Linked DNA regions of Homo sapiens: region 2 is linked to region 1. A link is a loop called in an ENCODE intact Hi-C map of the cell type or tissue named here. Cell type or tissue: heart left ventricle. All regions are shown on one strand. Each heading gives the region's core, and the rest is flanking DNA. Links, peaks and the distances in the headings are about the cores only.

What was found. Peaks named below come from ENCODE experiments on the same cell type or tissue, not always from the same donor. Only the 100,000 strongest peaks of a DNase experiment are listed, where the experiment ranks them.
Region 2: a loop joins it to region 1, with 1.9 times the contacts of the local background. A loop is called at or near these places in 2 of 110 quality-filtered maps.

The regions. Positions count from the first base shown.
Region 1 is chr13:23,702,778-23,710,852 of GRCh38, forward strand. No RefSeq gene overlaps it. Among named protein-coding and RNA genes, the nearest start is that of TNFRSF19, 140 kb to the left of the region's middle. In heart left ventricle, for the core only: a CTCF peak has its summit at 5,090 (motif pointing left); no DNase peak of the experiment used is centred there.
Region 2 is chr13:23,604,332-23,612,406 of GRCh38, forward strand. All of the region lies in intron 3 of TNFRSF19 (TNF receptor superfamily member 19), which reads left to right. Among named protein-coding and RNA genes, the nearest start is that of TNFRSF19, 38 kb to the left of the region's middle. In heart left ventricle, for the core only: no CTCF peak of the experiment used is centred there; a DNase peak (open chromatin) is centred at 4,640; H3K4me3 peaks cover 1,688 bases; H3K27ac peaks cover 2,284 bases.

The DNA of each region.
Region 1 (8,075 bases), core at 3,629-6,128:
CAGGGAAGCCGCCGGCCCAAGCCTGCAGGGGAGACTCGAATAGAGCAAGCAATGTGAAGGTTCTTGCAGAAGGAGTGGACTCTACCCAGCAGAGGAAGGGGTGAGGTCCCCCAAGGCAGAGAGGGCAGCTCTCCGAAGGTGTGAAGTATAACATCCGAATGAAAAGTGGGGAGGCTGGAGTCACACTGGCTGTGTGGCCCCCAGCAAGCTGCTTAACTTCTCTGTGCCTAAGCATCACATCTATGAAATATGGATTACAAATAGGCTGGACCCAGTGGCTCTCAGCTGTAATTACAGTGGAGGATTGCTTGAGGCCAGGAATTCTAGACTAGCCTGGGCAATAGAGCCAGACACCATCTCTACAAAAGTAAAAATTAAAAAGTAGCTGGGCATGGTGGTGACCCTCTGTAGCCCCAGTCGCTCATGAGGCTTATGTGTGTTAGTGTACGTAGAACCCTTAGAACCCTGTCTGACACACACAAAAGAACTCATTAAATATGAGCGATTGTTTTTTCTACAATGCTGGGAGAATCTGGACAAATCCGGTCTGAATGGGCAGGGCCAGGCATCAGGAAGCTCAGCAGCAGGCGCGGGAGCAGGACTGACCCACGGTGAGGCCAGCCCAGGGCACAGAGAGGCACAAGGCCCTGGGACTTTTGGAGAGTGAGATGAGAAATAACTTTCTCATTCTTGTTTCACAGATTAAAAGATATATTACATTTTTTTCATTGTTTTCATTCAAATCATTTTCTAATTACATGACCTAGAAAACTAAAATTAAAACACACTGGCATTTTTATATTGCATAATTCAAGAGCTGTAGGAAGCTATTGCTTAAACGTGTATTTACTTGTGGCCAAAAGAAAAAACAAAAAACAAATGTCCTATTTTAATGATTTGGCTCACAAAATGCATTGTGCTCGGGGAGCTTGAGAACAAAAAGTGAGCTCTACGAAAACAGGCTACCCAAAAAGGTGAAAGCCAAAAGAGTTGACACTTAAAGCGAATGAAGTCCTTTACCTGAATGAATTGGACCAGCTGTCCAACCACTCTTTCAGGCTCTCGCCCTAGAGGTCACGGGGAAGGGAACCTTAGGGCTTAGGGAGAAGCGGATGCCCAGAGGACGCCTGGGGTTAGAAAGTCCAGAATCCTACCTCGGGACAAGTCTTCACAAATCTCTTAGGTAGGGAAAGAGCCACTGATTTTTTTTTTTCAATTTTTTAAATTGTGGCAACATACACATGAAACTTACGATCCCAACCATTCTGAGGTGCGCAGCTCAGCGTTATTACCCACTCTCATGATGCCAAGCAGCGAGCACCACCTTCCAGCTCCACAACTCTTGACCCCTTGGAAAACTGAAACTCTATACTTACTAAGTCCTAACTCAGAAGCCACTGACTTTTAAATTAATTTATAATACATTCACCCACGCTTCTTGAAAATATATGCATCCTTTCCCCCAAGGAATTGTTTTTTTTTTACTTGAAGTTCTGGGATACACGTGCAGACATGCAAGTTTGTTACCTAGGTTTTAAGGCCTGCATGCATTACGTATTTGTCCTAATGCTCTCCCTCCCCTTGCCCCCACCCCTCCCACCCCAAGGATTTTAAAAAACATTTGAAAAACATGTTTAAAAACTGATACATAATAATTGTACACGTCTATGGGGTATATTGAGTGAGTTTTGATGCATACTGTGCATAGTGATCAAGTCAGGGTAATTAGCTTACCCATCACCTCAAATAGTGATCATGTGTTTGGGTTGGAAACATTCAAAATCCCACCCTACAGTGCTGTAGAACACTAGAAATTATTCCTCCTATCTAGCTGTAATTTTGTATACTTTAATCAGTCCCTCCCTCTCCTTCTCCCTCCTCCACTTCCCAGCAAATGCTACTTTTTGTGGCTAGGGGGTTGAAGGTGCAGGCCTCTGGCTGCCGGCCCTGGTGGAGGGGACCCGCTCCTCCCTCCTGCGGCTCTTCTATGAAGGAGCGAGGTAGCAGCTGAGTCCAGTCACCGTCAGCCCACAGGTATCGGTGAGCAGGGCTCCTGGGTGTTCGAAGGTCTCTGTTTTTCACCTTCCTTCTTCTTCCTGTTTTTTATCTTCCTGTTTTTTACTTTCCGTCCTGCTCCATGTGGTGACCCCTGGGTGGGCCTGGCCAGCTCTCTTCACTCCACTGTCAAAAACGTGAGGACACTCATCTCCCCCGTGCATCCAGCCAGGGAAGACCACAGGAGCTAGGAGGACCCATCAAGCCACGGGCCTCAGCCACGCGTTTCAGGCTGGTTTCCACAATGCTTTGCACGCCCGCGAAAAATAACATACTGTTTGGTTTCCCTGGCCATAGTATTTGGGTAGAGGCCTCCTGCCTGGAGTTCCTGCCCAGAGACAGCAGCATCAAAGCCAGATCCCATAGCCCTGTGTCCATGGCTGGAATAGCCTCTCACACCGTCAGAACCACTAAAGATGAGCACACCTAGGTCCCCATCACGGCTGGCCCCTGCAGCCCTGGACAGTGCCCCTTCCCTGTCACCTAAGTGCTGATGATGGGGCCATGACAGAGAGCTCTCACCACAGCCCAGGACAGCTTCTGCGCAAAGCCTGCTAAGCGCTCTTCGTGGTTAACACACAAGAAGTGATTCTGTCCTATCAATGCCTACATGGCCACTCACAGGATTAATGTGACTTCCCTCGGACCTCTCCTCTACCACTTTCCATGCAGGCTTTGTACAAATTATAAGCCACTTTATCAGAGGATGCTTGTGAGTTCTTAAAGCCTCTGAAAATGCTGAGGTTTGGGGAGTGACCCCACAAGGGCAGGAGGTCTCTGCATGGTCGATAATCAGGTTGGTGATTTCCAGGCAAAATGCTGGATGCCTTAAAGGTAGGATGACAATGGGGGAGGATTCCTCTTCTGGCTGCAGCAAACAAAATGTAAAGAGTAAAAAAAAAAAGGCTCAGGAGTCAGGAAATTCTATACTGATTTCAACAGCAGTGCTCCCTCTGCCCACACATTCCCACTCAGCATCCAGTGACAGGCTGGAGGTCTTGCCAAAGGCCATTTGAAAGAGAGTGGTTTGCTCTGTGCTCACTGGAACTGCAAGTTTGCAAATCAAAAGGCTTTGATAAATATTTGACAATGCAGCTTCTGCTGAACCCTCTCCCCCATCTTCCTGGATAAAGTGCAGGGCCCCGGGACTCCCTGGATGGATGGCGCAGCTCAGTTCCACACTGGCCCAGATACAGGCCAGTGGTGACATGGCCAGGGCCCCCACCAACCTCCACTCCCTGAGATCCCAGAGGACTGGAAGATTCTTCCCAATACCCCACTCAGCTAGTGTGTGATACTCCATGTGCTAGGGACACAGGGAGGGGTAAAACGGGACTTTGCCATCAAGGGGCTTCTAAAACAGAAAAAATAGGTTAGATAATTTCCAGTCCCCTGTGAGTGCTATGGAGGAAACAGCAGAGGGGCACAGGAGGCCACGTGGGGTGGGTGGGCAGTGGCAGTGAGGCCTGGAGTGGAGCTGCTGGGCTTGAGTGGACCGCACATGGAGGAAGCAGTCACACACATCCGTGGTGAGATTTGGGTGGAGGAAAAGCAGGTCCAATTCCCAGGATGGGATGTGGTGGAGCCTCAGGGGCCAAGCACAAGATGGTGAGAGGTGGTGCTGAAAAGCAGGTGTTCTGTGGGGCCACGGAGGCCTGGTCATGAGTTTGGATTTGACTCTGGCCTTGCTCCAGGTCCCCACAACCAGGCTTCAAGTAGGTGCAAATTGTTATGTCTCATTTTACGGATGAGGGAGACCAGTGGACAGAGACAGGAAGTAAATTGCTATTAGCCACGTATCTCACTGAGTCAGAATTCGAACCTAGGTCCACCTAATCACTGCCTGTTCTTGCCACTATGCTGCACTGGAAATTCCTAATAGAACATTCACTTCAGTGGTCAAACAGCCCTGGCAGATGTTAGCCCTGTTGTAACGTAACAATGCCAGAAGGGCAGGTGAAGCTGGAGTGGGGGTGTCGGGTAGGATGAAGTCAGGGGGATGCTTCAAGGGGCTTCAACCCGAATTGGGGTGCAAAAGATGGCAGGGAATCACGGCGTGCTGGTAAATGTGCAACAACCAGGTTTTGGGGATGCAAGGCCCGGACTTACAGCATTTGCCGACTTCCGTGGTGTAAACACTCCCACTGTGGCTAATTTTAAGTACCAAAGTGATGTTACTGATGCAGAAGAGGCAAGAGATGCACACAATTGGCTCTTGTGGGCTGGTCCAAGCCGGCTCCAGCACACCTCTGGGAGAGGATGTGCCTTTATCAGAGGCTGAGCATGGACTCCAAAGCCAGGTGGACTGGGCACAAAGCACAGCTCTGGTGTGTGTGTGTGTGTGTTTGAGGCAGGGTCTCACTCTGTTGCCAGGATGGAGTGCGGTGGTGCGATCTTGGCTCACTGCAACCTCCGCCTCCCAGGTTCAAGCAATTCTCCTGCCTCAGCCTTCCGAGTAGCGGGGATTACAGGCACCTGCCACCATGCCCGGCTGATTTTTGTATTTTTTAGCAGAGATGGGATTTTGCCATGTTGGCCAGGCTGGCCTTGAACTCCTGACTCAGGTGATCTTCCCGCCTTGGCCTCCCAAAGTGCTGGGATTATAGGCTCTGGTGTTTATTAGCTGTATGATCTTAGACAAGTAACCTAACTTCTCTGTGCTTCAGTTTACCCCCTTGCAAAATGGAAATAACGACAGTACCTACCCTAATAGGGTGGTTATGAGAATTAAGAGAGTTTATATTTATAAAGTGTGTTTGGAAAACACACAGAATCTAGTAAATTCTATTTAAATATTTTCTAATAAAATACAGAAGGGGAGCACAGTGATCAAATTAACTTTATGGTACTGAACAGGTGTTTGTGTTATAAAGGAAGCAGAATGTCAGGCAATAGTAAAAAATAGTAAAAAAAAAAAAAAGTACATAAATAATAAATGAATGAATAAAATAAATAAAGAGTAAAAAAAAAATCCTTTGTTTTGTGCTCTTTAAAATATATTGTCAGTATTCAGCAGAGTCTGGTGCTTGAAGACATTATCTACTGCCCTCTACAGTTCGGGCTCCTTTTCCCACCTCAGGGCCTTTGGACATGAAGCTTCCTCTGCTCTTTCCCCAGACACCAAAATGGCTCTTTCCTTGGCCTCTTTCAAGTCACCTTCCCAGTGAGCTCACCGCTGACCACCCTATTTTAAGTTGTGTACTTCTCCAGCTTCTATAGTCTCCCGCCAATTCTTCCCATAGAAGTTGTTACCAGGCCAGGCACAGGGGCTCACATCTATCATCCTAGCACTTTGGGAGGTTGAGGTGGGAGGATCACGAGAGGCCAGGAGTTCAAGATCAGCCTGGGAGACATAGTGAGATCCTGTTTCTACAAAAAAATAAAAAGTAAAAAATCAGCCAGGTGTAGTGACATACATCTGCATCTGTGGTCCCAGCTACTCATGGGGATAAGGCGGGAGGATCATTTGAGCCCAGGAGTTCGAGGTTACAATGAGCTTCACTCCGGCCTGGGCAACAAAGCAAGATCCTATTTCAAAAAAGAAAAAAAAAAAAAAAGAAAAGAAAAAAGAAGCAGTTACCTTTTCATCTAGTTTATGTAGCATCTTTGTTTTTTGTCATTCGCAGTATGCTGGAATGTAAATGCCATGAGGCTAGAGAGTTTTGACAGTTTTGTTCACTGCTGTATCCCTAGCTCCTAAAATGTAGCAAATGCACAGTAAGTGCTTAATAAGTTTATGAAATGAATATAGGAATATGTTGCTCTGAGTTCAAGGAAATTTTCAGAAACATTAACTTCATAATAATCATACCAAACTGCACTAAAGCTTCAGCTACAAATGTTAGCAGTCTTTTAATGCAAATATCCAGGTGAGACAATAAGACTCATCAGTAAGATTGCCATTGTACTTCAACACAGATGACCTTCATCTGTGTGTAGCTATTATTATTATTTTTGAGACAGAGTTTTGCTCTTGTTGCCCAGGCTGGAGTGCAATGGCGCAATCTCAGCTCACTGCAACCTCCACCTCCCAGGTTCAAATGATTCTCCTGCCTCAGCCTCCTGAGTAGCTAGGATTACAGGCATGCACCACCACGCCCGGCTAATTTTGTATTTTTAGTAAAGATGGGGTTTCTCCATGTTGGTCAGGCTGGTCTCAAACTCCCAACCTCAGGTGATCCACCCGCCACAGCCCCCCAAAGTGCTGGGATTACAGGCAAGAGCCACTGCACCTCACCTGTGTGTAGTTATAATACTTCTTTGAACATTTATTTTATAGAGTTTTCTTCATGCTTCATATCCCTCCCACTGAACCTGGACATGAATTACTGGGTACCAATGAACCAGGCACTGAGTAAATATATTTTCTTGAATCTTTGTTGACTCCATGTCTTGAATCCTGGGCACACTGGGGCAGGAGTTCGACACCCAAGGCCTTGGGTAGCTGGCCCTGTGGCTTTGCTGGGTTCAGTCCACTGAGCAGTTATCATGAGTTGGATTCTAACGCCTGTAGCCTTCCTAGGCTGAAATTGTACACTGGTGGCTCTACACTTCTGGGGTCTTGGTGGTGGTCCCACTCCCACAGCTTCCCTAGGCATTACTCTAGTGAGGACTTTCTGTGACAGCTCCACCCCTGTGGCAGGTTTCTGCTTGGGCACCAGAGAATATTTGAAAAATTATTTGAAATCCAGGTGGAGGTAGGCATGCCCCCATAGCTCTTGCATTCTGTGTGGCTGCAGAATTAACACCACACGAATGTTACCAAAGCTTACTACTTGCACCTTCCTGAGTGGCAGATTGAACCACATCTGAGTCTATTAATAGCTGAGCCATAGCTGGGGCAATCCACAGGCACTTTGGCAGAATGTGGGAAACAGGGACCAAGGCAGCTCTAGGCAGCAAGCCTCTGGAGGGCACCCCAGGCCCATCCTCTGAAATCATTCTGCCCTCCTAGATCTCTGGGGCTGTGATGGGTGGGGAAGACTCAAAGATCTCTGGAATGTATTCAGGATCTTTCTCCCATTATCTTGAATAGCATCTGGTTCCCTTCTATCCAGGGTAATCTCTTTAGCAAATGGTCACTTGACCACACCCTTGGTATTCTCTCTCAAACATGCTTTTTCACACTTTATATGGCCATATATATATACACACACACACACACACACAGACATATATATGTATATATGTATATACATACGTGTGTATATATGTATATACATACATGTGTGTATATATGCATATACATACATGTGTGTATATGCACGTACATATGTACATATGTATATACATGTGTGAGCGTATATACATACATGTGTGTATACACATACACGTGTGTATATATGTATATACATACACTTGTGTATATACACATACACGTGTATGTGTATATACACACACGTATGTGTATATACATGCATGTGTGTATATACATGCAGTGTGTATATATACACATGCATGTGTATATATACATATGTGTATATATGTATATACATATATGTGTATATGTGTGTATATATCTATATACATATGTGTGTATGTGTATATATCTATATACATATGTGTGTATACGTATATACATGTGTGTATATATGTATATGCATGTATTTGTGTATATATATGTATATATATGATTTACAGACAGGTTTCCATGGCAAACAAGAGCAGATGAAACAAGTCCAAGAGAAATGTAAACAGAAAAGACAAGTCTCAGCCAATCTCTGATGAAACAGGAATACAAACTACCCAAAGGCAACTATTTCAATCATCACAACTAAAATCCCTGAAACATGATGAGAACTACCAACTGAATTAAGACAGTGCACTTTTTTATGAATGTAATAGTCACAGGTTCATGAGACTCTAATGACACAAGGGCAGTCACTTTCTACATACAAATGTATCTCCTTGTTTAATGGTCTAGACAAGTGTTACTGCTTTAATTCATGGCCTTACAAAAAAAATTTGTATATCTTCTTCTGAATCTTGACATTTTCTGTAACCTTGGTAGCTAAGTGCTG
Region 2 (8,075 bases), core at 3,669-6,168, 98 kb before region 1:
AGACTCTGATGAAAGAAATAAAAGAAGAACTAAATAAATGGAGAGATATTCCATGTTTATGGAGAGGAAGATTCAATATTGTCAAGATGTCAGTGTTTCTCAACTTGATTTATAGATTCAATGGAATCCCAATCAAAGTCCCAGCAAGTTATTTTGTAGATATTGACAAACTGATTCTAAAGTTTATATGTAGAGGCAAAAGACCCAGAATAATCAACACAGTTATTTAGAAGAAAAAGTTGGAGGATTGACACTACCCACATCAAGACTTACTGTAAACATATAGTAATCAAGACAGTGTGGTATTGACAAAAGAAGAGACAAACCAATCAGTGGAACAGAATAGAGAGCCCAGGAATAGACCCAGCTAAGTGTAGTCATCTGGTCTTTGACAAAGTAGCAAACAACATGATGGAGAAAAGATAGAGTCTTCAACAAATGGATCTAAAACAACTTGACATCCACATGCAAAAAATGAATCTAGACACACCTAACTCAAAACAGGTCACAGACCTAACTGTAAAATGCAAAGCTATAAAACTCCTAGAAGATTTTCTCTAGAAGACCTTGGGTTTGGTGATGACTGTTTTATATGACACCAAAGGCACAACCTATGAAAGAAAGAATTAATAAGCTAGACTTAATTAAAATTGAAAATTTCCACTCTGCATAAGACACTGTTGAGAGAATGGAAATACAAGCCAGAAATTGGTGGAAAACATTTGTAAAAGATATCTGAAAAAGGACTGTTATTCAAAACATACAAAAAATTCTTAACACTGAGAAAACAAACAAATCCAATTTAAAAATGGGTAAAAGACCTTAACAAACACCTCACCAAAGAAGATACACAGATGGCAAATAAGCATATGAAAAGATCCTCCATATAGTATGTCATCAGGGAAATGCAAATTTAAGCAACGCGATATCACCGTACACCTATTAGAAATCCAGAATCCAGAATCCAGAACACAGACAACATTGAAGGCTGTTAAGGATGTGGAGTAACAGGAGTTCTCATTCCTTGCTAGTGGGAATGCAAAATGGTACAGCCATTTGGAAGACAACTTGGCAGTGTCTTACAAAACTAAGCATACTCTTATTATTTGATCCAGCAATTGAGCTACTTAGTATTTTATCAAAGGAATGGACACTTAACGCTTATACAGATACCTGCACACAGATACTTATAGCAGGTTTGTTCATAATTATGAAGACTTGAAAGCAACCCAGCGGTACTTTAGTAAGGGGTGGGTAAATAAGCTGTGATCCCTACAATGGAATATTACTCTGCACTAGAAGGAAATAAGCTATCAAGCCGTGAAAAGACATAGAGGACCTTAAATGCACATTACCAAGTGAAACAAGCCAATTGGAAAAGTCTGCTTCCTGTATGATTCCAACTATACGACATTCTAGAAAAGGCAAAACTATGGAAACAGTAAAAAGATCACTGGTTGCCATGGGTAAGGGTGAGGGAGGGATGGATATGTGGGCATGGAAGATTTTTAGGGCAGGGAATCTACTCTGTGTGATACTGTAATGGTGGATGCATATCATTCTGTGTTGTTCAAACTCACAGAATATAACACCAAGAATAAACCCTAATGTAAACAGTGGAACTTAGGTGACAGTGATGTGTTCATAGATTGTAAAAAATGTATCATTCTGGTGCAGGGTGCTGATAAGAATGAGCCTTTGTGTGTGGCGGGGGAGGGCGGGGCATGTAAGGACTATCTCTCTACCTTCCTCTCAATTTCGTTATGAACCTAAAAACTGCTGTAAAAAATTGTGTTTCTAAACAGAAATACTCCATCTTCTGAGAACAGTATCTGATAACAGGTGCTGTATTTCATATTCCCATGGCTATCCAGAAGAAATATTTTTCTCTAGATAGCAGTTTTCCATAAGGATTGAAAGAGCTGTCCCCCTGTGAAGTAAGAGCCAAAGGGAAGCAACCAGAACATTTCTGCCTTTATGTACTTATTTCATTTGTTCATCTTCTGTTCCCATATTTATAATTTTTTTAAAAAAAAAGACCAGGACAAATTGAATGAGGAGCAATAAAAGTAAAGGTAATAATGCCAGTGAAAAATGAGATTCTTAGGACCCACTCAGGTGCACAGTTGTATACCATGTTACCACATGCCTGCCCTGAGCTGTCCACCTGGAAGCCCATGTTGTTCAGTCTTCTACCCTGTATCTACAGAGCACCCAGCTCCTGACACAGTACATGAGTGAACAAATCAGTTAATCTCAAATATTACTTGGAAAAAAAAGTGACACTTAAATCTGGTAATATAAAAATGAATGAATTTGTGTATATGTTATAAATCATATATTTTGCCAAGTCTTTTTTCTTAGTTTTAGCTCATAATAAATAAAATCAGCAACTTAACTTTGCTCATGCTCTAACATACAACAGAGAGGCAAAGGATTCAGATACACAAATGAAAACATAAATATATTTTTATTTTCCACCCCACTTAACTCAGAGAGCTTGAGCTTTTTATAAGCAGTTACTTTAATGTTAGATGTTTTTAAATTGTCCATTCATGAATTTGTGATTTCTTCTTTTCATTGTTCCTTTTGCAACAGCATATGTCTTTCAGAGGAAAGAAAAATAAGTTATGAGGATATTAAAGTCAGATAAATCACTGAAATTAAAATTACATTTAACTGGCTAATTTTCACTTCCAAGCTTTACAAATCAAGGGAAAATTTAGTCTTTTGACTAAGACTAAGCTTTAAATTTTTTTTCAGACAACTACGTTTATAAATAATCTTTTTTAAAGCTTGAGATATTAAATGTATAGTTTGGGCCAGGCACAGTGGCTCACATCTGTAATCCCAGCACTTTGGGAGGCCGAGGCAGGTGGATTGCCTGAGGTCAGGAGTTCCAGACTAGCCTGGCCAACATGGTGAAACCCCATCTGTACTAAAAATACAAAAATTAGCCAGGTGTGGTGGTGGGCGCCTTTAATCCCAGCTACTCAGGAGGCTGAGGCAGGAGAATCGCTTGAGTCTGGGAGGCAGAGTTGTGGTGAGCCGAGATTGCACCACCGCACTCAAGTCTGGGTGACAAAGTGAGAAATAAATAAATAGATAAATAGATAGACAGTTTGGAGGGATACCTTTTAATTTGTAATTAAACAAGTCTCAGGGCCCTTTTTGACTGAGGCTTAGAATTTTGGTTACCTATGGTATTTGAAATTTTGAAAGCAGAGTAAACATAAAACTTTTTAAAGTTAATTATGAAAAAGAAGAAAAGCTAGACCAAACTATTGATATATACAACAAAAGATTTTTTTATATTGTGGGTAAAAAGTACATTTTTTAGTAGGCCATTAGCATTTTCAAATAACTTTTATTGTAACATTGTTATGTTATTTGCTTCTCTGTATTAAAGGTATCTTAAAACTTCTGACATTTTCTGTCCTCCAGTCCATCTGTCTAAAATAACGCACTCTGGGTCATGAGGTTCTTTCAATTACAAACATGTACCTGTGCCTTAAAACTAAAGCCTGGAAGTGCTTTGGTTAAGCAGGTATAGTTAAACTTTCCTCTGCGGTTTTATTTCTCCTAATTATTATTTTCTTTGGAAGGCATTCAATTCTATTTTTTCCCAAGGTATCTGAGCATCTCTTCCATTGTTAGTTAGGTTTCTACCATAAAAATGTGTAGTCAGGGCTGGCTGGGGCTTCTGGAATCGTATTCCTGGATACAGTCTACACCTTGACCCACCAGTGGTGTGTGGTCAGTAGGTCCCAGCCTCTTTTCACTTCCTTTCAATTATTAGGTATTAAGAAGTCTGCACAGCAGCTCCAGGTCCACCGATACTGTTGCTGACTTAGATTGATGATACCCTTCTCTTCCTTGGCCACTTTTAAAAGATTCTTATTTTAACTGTTTACCTTGGATATCTTGGGCTATGTTCATGTAAACGACATCTGTTAACATAAATATGAGCTATCTCTTGTAATACATATTATGCAACTAAGATAATATTAGCTAATTTTTCATACAGTAAGCCAGGTACTATGTGATCTTTGTATATTAAATAATGGAATCCTTACAACATATGTTTTAAATAGGGAATATAACCATCCCCATCTTATGGACAGGGAAACTGGGACACAGTGGTTCACTGATTTGTCCATTGTCACTGCTAGTAAGTAACAGTGCGGGAGGAAGGAGTGGTGGAGCCACGTGGGAGTAGCAATCTCTTGCTCGTTTTGTAAATAGCCTAGTGCAATTCTCTCTGATAGAACTGTCTGTGATGGTGGAAGTGGTCTCTATCTGCTCTATCCAGTATACGAGCAACTAGCCACTGCGGTTACTGAACACTTACAGAATTTTATTTCATTTTAATTGATGAAAATTAAATGAGGCCACATGGGGTCTGGCTATTGTATTGGACAGTACAGCTCTAGAATGATTAACTTTCTTCCAGTAATTCTGGCATGGGACCAGCCTGTAAAACAAGGAGATACCAGAATCATATTGACCTAACGCACATGCACTGCGGGAGCTGCCTTGCTGGTCAGCCTTCTTCCTGTCCTTCTTCCTCTGAGCTACGCTCGACCTTGCCACCAGTTCCCGACCCATCTGTTTCCGGTCCTCCATGCTCCTCATGCCAGATGCTGTTGCCCTGGGCGTTCTGAGCAGGCGCCTCTCGCTAGTTCCTTTGCTTCCTTCCCTGTAAGCCCCAAGCAGCATCTCTTCCCATTCAGTTCTTTTTTAGAAATTTTGCTTAATACATAGTTATCTTTCCTGCATTTTTAGGAAAATATATGACAGGTCGCTGAGCCATGTGGAGTCTGAGGATTTTATCCCATTGAGCCATATTTACCCTATCTCTCCTCCACTACAGGATTTCGATTTTGAAAGTGTATGAGAAAGATAATTCAGAATATTTTTCCTATTTCAGAGTCAAAAAATACAAAAGCTTGTTCTGGGCGCCCCATAAGTAGTACCTGCTGGGCATTCTGAACCATAAATATGGTGAGGGTTACTCGGCCATCAGGCATCCTTTCAGCTCCCAAAAATAAACCTAACTTTGGGATATGTGGGAGAGGATGATTTTTGTTTTCCTGAAGTAACCACATTAGACTTTTAATTCTTACTGCCTAGAATTCGCCCAGCCCCAGCCCATCCTCCTCACTCGTATTAATGCCAACAGTGTGCTTGTAACACGATCGCCTCGCAGCAGTAAATCAGGAAACTAGTTTTTGCATGAACCACTTGAAACAGGCTTCAAGTCTCTGGCACAGTTTTCAAAGTAAACTTTTCTAACCAATTATTGGGAGGACTTTAGTTAATGTGAAAAAATTAACTCTTGTAAACAACAACATACTTTCCTCCGCACGGGGCATACCCAGCTTCATATTTCTGAAGATGTTTACATTTTTGAAAACTGTTTTTGTCTCTATGAGGAAAGTTTTAAAAAAATTAATTTGTAAGCATAAAAAATGAGATTCATTTCTGCCATTTAATGACAGTGTTGCTCACTTTATTTATGTTTAATTATAGCTGATCTAGCCTAGGGATGGTTGTAAGATATTAACGAGCCCTTGCTTGTCAGTTTTCTCTAAAAAACTCAAGCACAGCCTTTTAGAAACTGAAAGTTGAGGGGAAATATCTCTTCAATGTTGTTTCATTAAAGGAAGTTAAAAGTTGATTTCTAAGCACCAGCAACATAAATCTAATTTGTCATTTGCATTTGCATGCCCTAGATTCTCCCTTCAAATAACTTCTCCATCCACATTTAAAATTTAACATTTAACTTTGAAAGTTCAAAGGACTGCAGTTAATAACGCACTGGCTGTACAAATAAATAGTGCTTTCAACCCAAGGCCCAGAATGTGTTTCCTGGACAACAAGGGTCTGTGAGTTTTCCCCTGTGGTCTGAAGAGCTGCTCCTCCAACCTGTAGGTAGGACCCGCTTATGTTTTTGTTAAAGGCTGGATTTGCAGAAGGAGAAAAGAGAGAAGGGGATTTGGGGACTGTTTACTTTGAGTCATTTTGCTACTGGAAAACCACCAAATGTGGCTTAAAAATATTGGGCAGAGTGACAGAGCTACAGCTTGGGTGGAAGTAGCCCAGCTGAACCCAGCCCTCTGCTCCCTTGGGACCAAGATAAGGAAAGCTGCTGACCCCACTCCACCCAGACATCCCCAGCCCAGCCCACCCTGCCTGCCATCCTGCAGCCCAGGAGGACTATATGGCCTCACCACATGGGAGCCCTTGCTGGGGCCGTTACAAGCTATTGCTCCCTAGGATTTTTTTAAAGTATTTAGGAAATACTACCTTAAACAATATTTGTTCATCCGTTTGTTTATCAGCAGGCATTTATTTATTATTCACCGGCCTGTTAGATACCAGGCTTTTGGGAAGGAGAGGTGGAGGGAGGCATTGGATACCATGGGTTGTTCACTTCTCATATGATTTTAGGAAGTAAGTAGGGGCCCTATAATAATGCCTTTTTTTGCATTATTATTTTATCTATGCATATATTTTCCCATCTTAAAGTTTATTGATAAAAAATGTCTTCTCAAGGATTCGGGGAAGTACTGCGTACTTCCTTCAAGCTTTTAAGGTACCAGGTCATAATTTCAAGAATACAGACTACGGGGTATTTTAAAACAGAAATGCATTTCTACCATTGATATTAATGGCGGACCATGCTCCATAAACATAATCACATATCCCTTATCCTGAAGCCCAGGCTAAAGATGGACATACTCTGCCTATACCCTCCTTGCCCTCCCCTCACCAGACACACACACACATGTGCACACACACACACACACACACACACTCCTTCTCTTGCCATGATGGGAGGGACAACTCTAGTGCAACTTGGAAAGTGTCAAAGAAAACCCAGAACTGGACAGTGGAACAGCAGATTTTACTCAGGACTGTTGCAGTAGAGGAAATGAAAGCTCAGTGTAGAACTGGGCTCCACTCCAAATACAGCACAGGCAAGTGGGGATATATAGCCAAGGAGCAGGCTGGGTTTGGTGGATGGAAAATCATGAAGAGGAACCGTCAGAGGTGAGGGAGATTCTGGCTAAAATGACCTCACAGGATTCTTGCTGAAGACAGGCCAGGGTGACCAGGCATCACCTGGGAGATGGTGAGGGTTGAGGAACCTGAGAAGATACTGAGCATGGCCAGATTTAGCCAGGTTTTTGGGAAACTGGGCTCTTGAGGACAGGGCCCAACAGAGAGTGGCTCCTAAGAACCTATCTAGAGTTTGGTCAAGGAGAGAGTCCTTGTCAAAAGGCTAAACTCAAACATAGCTCATTTCATTATTTATTTGCTTACTTGTCTGCCTGCAGCAGGAAATAATATACCTAGGGAAATTACTTCTTTCTATCCCTATGGGGGAAAAAACAAAAAAGATTTGATACTATTTTCATTTGCTGCATGGTTAGGTCATCTGATCAATACAAATGCAGTGGGCCAAACCTAAATGGATACCCTCTCTGTGCCAGGACTTGGGGTGCAGTGGTGAGTAAGAACAGCTCCAGCTCTATCCATGCAAGGGAATACTCTCTATTTGCTGATATGGAGCACTGTCCAAGATGTATGGCATGGGAAAACAAATCTAGTTGCAGAACAGTGTTAAATACATGCACTCACGCTAGGAGGATATTTTTGGCAGGTCACCCCAATACCTGTGTTGGGGGAGTGGGAAGTTAAGGAGCAGGGATGGGAAGAAAGGTGTACTGTTTGATTATTTTTGTTAAATCTCATGTGTGTAATAGTTTTTCAGTATACGAATGATAAAAAGAAAAGAAATGATCTCGGCCAGGGTGGTGACACAAGTTTGTGAAGGCAGTGTCAATCTGTGCTAACCAATGTCACCATGGGTTGGAGGCTGTCGAGCTTCCCTTTCAGCTGTTTTCCCTCTTTCTTTTGTTCTTGGTAATTATTTATTGAACTTAATGGGGAAGATTTCAAGGCATTTTAACCACCCAGCTTTACTGAATGAAATGAAAACATCAAAGCAGACATTTATATTGGGGGTAATTTAGTATTTATATGTAGTTTACTTTATAGCCTGGATT